Linked DNA regions of Homo sapiens: region 2 is linked to region 1. Evidence: read pairs that join two places in POLR2A ChIA-PET (ENCODE). Cell type or tissue: K562. All regions are shown on one strand. Links, peaks and the distances in the headings refer to the core of each region. The heading gives the core; the rest is flanking DNA. Region 1 has its middle 9.8 kb from the start of TOP3B. Region 2 has its middle 66 kb from the start of TOP3B.

Evidence for each region. ChIA-PET counts read pairs that join two places held together with the same protein. Peaks named below come from ENCODE experiments on the same cell type or tissue, not always from the same donor. Only the 100,000 strongest peaks of a DNase experiment are listed, where the experiment ranks them.
Region 2: POLR2A ChIA-PET joins it to region 1 with 5 read pairs; 3 of 35 experiments call an interaction of 5 or more read pairs at or near these places.

The regions. Positions count from the first base shown.
Region 1 is chr22:21,991,176-21,994,098 of GRCh38, reverse strand. It overlaps the pseudogene PRAMENP. Among named protein-coding and RNA genes, the nearest start is that of TOP3B, 9.8 kb to the right of the region's middle. In K562, for the core only: no CTCF peak of the experiment used is centred there; DNase peaks (open chromatin) are centred at 1,268, 2,121 and 2,288.
Region 2 is chr22:22,047,675-22,050,597 of GRCh38, reverse strand. It overlaps IGL. Among named protein-coding and RNA genes, the nearest start is that of TOP3B, 66 kb to the right of the region's middle. In K562, for the core only: a CTCF peak has its summit at 1,628; no DNase peak of the experiment used is centred there.

The DNA.
Region 1 (2,923 bases), core at 201-2,700:
CAAGTGAGGTCAGGTCAGGGGAACAAGACAGGAAATGGGGCTTATTCTTAGATGCTCATGGAATTGTGGGCACAGCCTGGGAACTGAGGGTTCAGATGCAGCTGATGGCTGGGATCTGCTTTGGAAACATATTTGATGGGGAAAGATGCATGTTGCTATAAAAAATAAAATCCACTTTGGGAGGCTGAAGTGGGAAGCTCACTTGAGGCCAAGTTGGAAACCAGCCTGGGCAACAAAGTGAGACCCCATTTCTACAAATAAATATACAAAAATTAAGGCCAAGCACGGTGGCTCATGCCTGTAATCCCAGCACTTTGGGAGGCAGAGGCAGGCGGATCACTTGAGGTTAAGAGTTTGAGACCAGCCTGGCCAACATGGCGAAACCCCATCTCTATTAAAAATACAAAAATTAGCCGGACATGGTGGCATGTGTCTGTAATCCTAGCTGCTCGGGAGGCTAAGGCAGGAGAATCTCTTGAACCCAGAAGGTGGAGGTTATAGTGAGCCAAGATTGCACCACTGCACTCCAGCTTGGGCAACAGAGCAAGACTCCATCTCAAAAACAAAACAAAAACAAAAAGAAAAATTAGCTGGGCATAGTGCATCTTTAGTCCCAGCTACTCAGGAGGCCGAGGCAGGAGGATTGCTTGAGCCCAGGAGTTTGAGGCTGTAGTGAGCCATGATTGTGCCACTGCACTCCAGCATGGGCAACAGAGTGAGACCCCGTCTCAAAAAAAAATTACAACAAATTTAGTTTAAAGATCTAATTGGCTTTTTTTTACTCTTTAGAGACAGGGCATCATTTTGTCACCCAGGCTAGAGTGCAGTGGCACGATTACATCTCACTGCAGTCTCAAACTCCTGTGCTCAAGCTACCCTCCCGCCTCAGCCTCCTAAGCGGCTAAGACTACAGATGCGCACCACTACACCTTGCGAATTTTTTAAAAACTTTTTTGGAGAGACAAGGTCTTGCTTTGCTGCCCAGGCTGGTCTTGAGCTCCTGGCTTCAAGCCATCCTCCCACCTCAGCCTCCCAAAGCACTAAGATTAAAGGCATGAGCCACCATGCCTGGCCTTCTAATTGGCTTAGGTTTGTGATTCACAAATTGGGGCAGCCTCCCATTCTATAAAATAGAATAAGAGCTCTGATGAGCTGAGCAGAAGAGACTGGCTTTATAAGCATAAAAGTGATGAAAAAAGCCAAAACAAAAAGCAGATTGGTCAGTTGACGGTTACTTTCCTTATGGGGTTAAAACAGAGGGCACTTCCTTATCATCCTGGGCCCCTTCTGATTGGTTGGTGTGAATCTCCTGTTTTTTGGAAAACTGACCAGTTTCGAAGTTCAGTTTGATTACCTGGCACTTAGCACGAGTGACTGCATTCTGGTTTGCTCTGGTCTTTTGAGGTCTAGTGCAGGAGCTTAGTCCAAAACAGTGGTCTTCCATGAATTTCATTTAATTTTTTAATTTTTTGTTTTTGAGACAGAGTATCTGTCACCCAGGCTGGAGTGCAGTGGCATGATCTCGGCTTACTGGAATCTCTGCCTCCCAGGTTCAAGTGATTCTCCTGCCTCAGCCTCCCAAGTAGCTAGGATTACAGGCATGGGCCACCATGCCTGGCTAATTTTTCCATTTTTAGTAGAGATGGGGTTTCACCACGTTGGCCAGACTGGTCTTGAACTCCAGACCTCAGGTGATCCACCCACTGCGGCTTCCCAAAGTGCTGGGATTACAGGTGTGAGCCATTGCGCCTTTCCTAATAATATGTTTATTTACTCAACAAACATTTTCAGGCACTGCTGAATGTTATGCTGGTCCCCAAGAAAAGATCCTGACACAGCACAGGTTATGCCTCTTCTTCTGAGCTCATACTGCCCCAGACAGGTGGGTACAGAGCCCTGAAGGACAATCAGTATCCACTCTGTGCACGTCTCCTAGAAATTTCAAGATAGGGCATTCAGGACCCCCAGCCCTGGCTTAAATGGAAGCCTGAGCAGCAGCTTCCCCAAACCCAAACCTGAGGAATAATGGCCTCAGCCTATGGTTACTTCTCATCAGATAAGCGCTTTCAAATGGCTCCTCTCAGCAGTCTTATTAGGTATGGATAATGTGCATCTCCCTTTCACCGAAGAGAAACTTAGAGTTAGAAGGGTTCGTGGAGGACCTGGTAGGTCTGTTGAGAGAGAGCCAGGCCTTGGGACACCAAAGGACATGCTCCTGACCCTGCTGGTAAATGGCTTCCCTGATGAGGGGGTGGCCATAGGACTAGCCTCCTCCATGGACAAATAGGTGTTCCGGGTGGGGTGCCTGGGCCCTCCCCTCACAGAGCCACCCTTCTCTCCTCAGCTGTCTGTGGGTCCCACTACATTCCCTGGAGATCTGCAACTGCAAGCTTCTGGACACTGACATCACCTACTTGTCCCGGAGCCATCATACCACCTGCCTGAAGAAGCTGGATCTGAGCGTCAACGACTTGTCCTACATGATCCCTGGGCCCTTGGGTACCCTGCTGAGGGCAGTCTCAGGGACACTGCAGCACCTAGACCTGAAACACTGCTGGCTGAAGGATGCCCACCTCAGTGCCCTCCTGCCCGCCCTGTGCCGCTGCTCCCACCTCAGTTCCCTGAGCCTCTCCGACAACCCCATCTCCAGTGCCTGCCTCCTGAGCCTGCTGGAGCACACCATGGGGCTGATGGAGCTGAAGCAGGTACTCTATCCCATCCCAGTTGACTGCTGCATCTACCTGCATGGCGTCTGCCGGGGTCCTGTGAACGAGGACAAGCTGTGCCAGTTGCAGGCCGAGATACAGAAGCAGCTGCAAGCCATGCAGCAGGCTGACATGCAGTGGAGCCCCTCCACTGTCTTTGCTTATGCAGCTGGTGCAGTTTGAATGAAGAACAGGAGCCAGGCTCAGGGAACAGAAGT
Region 2 (2,923 bases), core at 324-2,823, 56 kb before region 1:
TTACATAGAGTAAGATATGTTGGGACATAATTCCCAAATGTATTTTATTATAATTTACATAGACTAAGACTTGTTGGGACATTTTGATTTGTCTTCTTAAAATAGTAAATCATCTTATTTTAGGACAAAAATTATATAAGATTGTTCAATATAAAATTATGTTCTAATGTTTTTTACAAAAAGATATCTATATTTATAATATTTTATATCTCTCTAATTTATTTTATATTGCTTTATAAGTAACCATTATATAACATCTTAACTTGGCAAAATTATTTTAATAAAGCATATATTTTATGACTTTGCTTTTTTAACTTAAAAACATATATTTAGTATTTTTATTTTTGTCTTATTTTATATATTGAATTATATATTAATTAGAATTTTTAATTATTTTAACAATAATTTTTACTCAAAACCTAGGATGTAAGAAACTTTGAATTGTCTCTCATAAATTCATCTTTTATACATGAGAACTATTTTAATATTTTTATAACTATATCCAAAATATATATTTTTAATTTTAAATGACCTACACTTTTTTAAGAGTACCTATTATTTAATTTATTTTTTAAGATTTTAAATTATACAAAAAGTTTAGATAGAAGTGTTTACTTCATTTATATTCATCTAATTTAGTTACTTAAAAATTTATTTAGATTATATGTGAAAACTGAGACACAAGAAAATTATTTTTATTTCTCTAAATCATTTTTTCTTAGTAATATTAGTAGTTGGTATATGCAGTTGTTTACCTAAGTAAGATCCTTAAAGTGAAAAATATGCAAAATTTATCTATAACTTAGAAGACACAGCTATTTTATTAAACTAGCAATATTAAATTAATTTTATTTATTGAAAAACTGTATAAAGAATATTTTGTTTTTGGCTGGGTTTGTGGTTTACAACTTTCGTGCCAAATCCTTACACCTTAGTCTACTTAGCAGAGACAAATATAAAATCATCTGTCCAGTAAACCCAGGGGGAAATGTGTGTTAATAATTTTGAATTTTTTGTTTGATTAATAATTAATATTTAGATAAGTGTTGCACAGCACATCTTTATAACATATTCTTGCATAACTAAAACTTTACACCTGTTGACCAGCAACTCCCCATTTCCTCCTCCCCTCAGCTCCTGGCAGCCACCATTCTGCTCTGTGTCTCTGGAATTTGTATATTTGAGCACATTATGACTTCAGACTGAAAATTCAGCAAGACTCAATACCACGTTAAATATAAAATTGCCATAAAGCAGAAAGAGTGGTCTTAGACACTCTCATTACTTGCAGCTTCTTGGGAAATTTTTTGAGATGATGCTCTTCTCTAGGGCTCTGGAGCCTTTGAAGAATGGAAGAGGAGCTCACTGAGACAAATAGGTAGTACAAGAAGGAGGTAACAAGGCTCAGGGCAGAAAAGAGCACAGCAGTTCCCAGGAGGGCAGGAACTGGGAGGGGGCATTACAGATGAGGAGAGGGGTGGTATGGGGGAGCCCCAGCAGGACATGGGACATAATGAGGGCGAGGGAAATCACAAGGCTGAGAATGAATTTGAAATATATTTAGGAAACACAATATATAGGATGAGTAAGTTAAGTAATAAGAAAAAAATATATACCAATATGAACAATGTGTTAAGAAAGCGGACACCAGGGGGATTGATGAATATACTTTCCTGCCCTGGAGTACTCAGGAAAAAAACGGCATACCTTTTTTTGGATAGCAAAATGTTTAATTCAAATATTTTACATTTATCTTTAAGAATTTGTGTTTGAGAATAATTAGCTCTTGCCATTCTACTACTCTGTATGTATGTGGGTTATCATTCTTGTGTCTTTCTTCTGCTTGAATAAATAAAAAGCAAGAACAAAAACCAATTATGCTTAAAATCATCACTTAAAGTAAATAAGTTGTAAAAATTCCACAAATGGCACAGGAGTGAACCTATGCTTCTAATCAGTTGTCTAACTTGTATATCCACAGCTCAGGAGAATTATTTTGTCAATTCTGTGTGTTTTAATGTTTATTATGGTGACAGCTTAATTAAATATTTGCCAATGAATAAAATGAAACATCATGCAATCTCCGTAGTCTACTAAATGTTCACAGTATTGCATCAAATCAAATTATGTATATATATTTATATTAATATATTATATGTAATATAGATTAATTATTGTATATTATATACTTATATAATATGTAAGTGTTATATATTATATACTTATATAATATGTAAGTGTTATATATTATATATTTATTATATATTAATATTAGTATATGATATAATGTAATTAATATATATTATATATATTTATAGATAGATGTTAATTTTGTCATTGTGGCTCCCCACATTCACTTATAATTTCCATAGCACTCAGTACTGGCTAGGCTTGGATGCAGTGAGAAATTGACAGAAATCTTGGTGACTCACAACGAATGTATATTTCTCACTCCTCCACCATTCCCATCTCTGATTGAAATGCTTGGGGCTTCAGTTCACTTCACCTTCATCCCAGGATGCAGGATGGTTGAGAGAATTCTGTGAGAACACTGTGGGTGTTACGTCAGAGATGATAGAACTTGACAAAGCACAGGCTAATCTTACATCTACTGCTCAGAAATTACACCTCTCATTTCTGTTCATCTTATTGGCCAATACTAGTTACATTATCACTCCTCCGTTCTGTAGGAAGAAGGGGCCGAGGTAATACTCCCACAGAGAATAGTGTTCCAGACTGTGAAGAGAACTTGAGTGTTACTATATCCCCATTACAGGTAATGAAGAAACTGGCCTAAGGAAGTGTTAAATAGATTGTCACAGACTGTGCTCTGCAGTAGAACTTTATGCCATGGTGGAGATGCCCTGTGTCTGAACTCTCCAGCATGAGAGCCATGGATGGAGAGCATGAGTCCAGGAGGCAG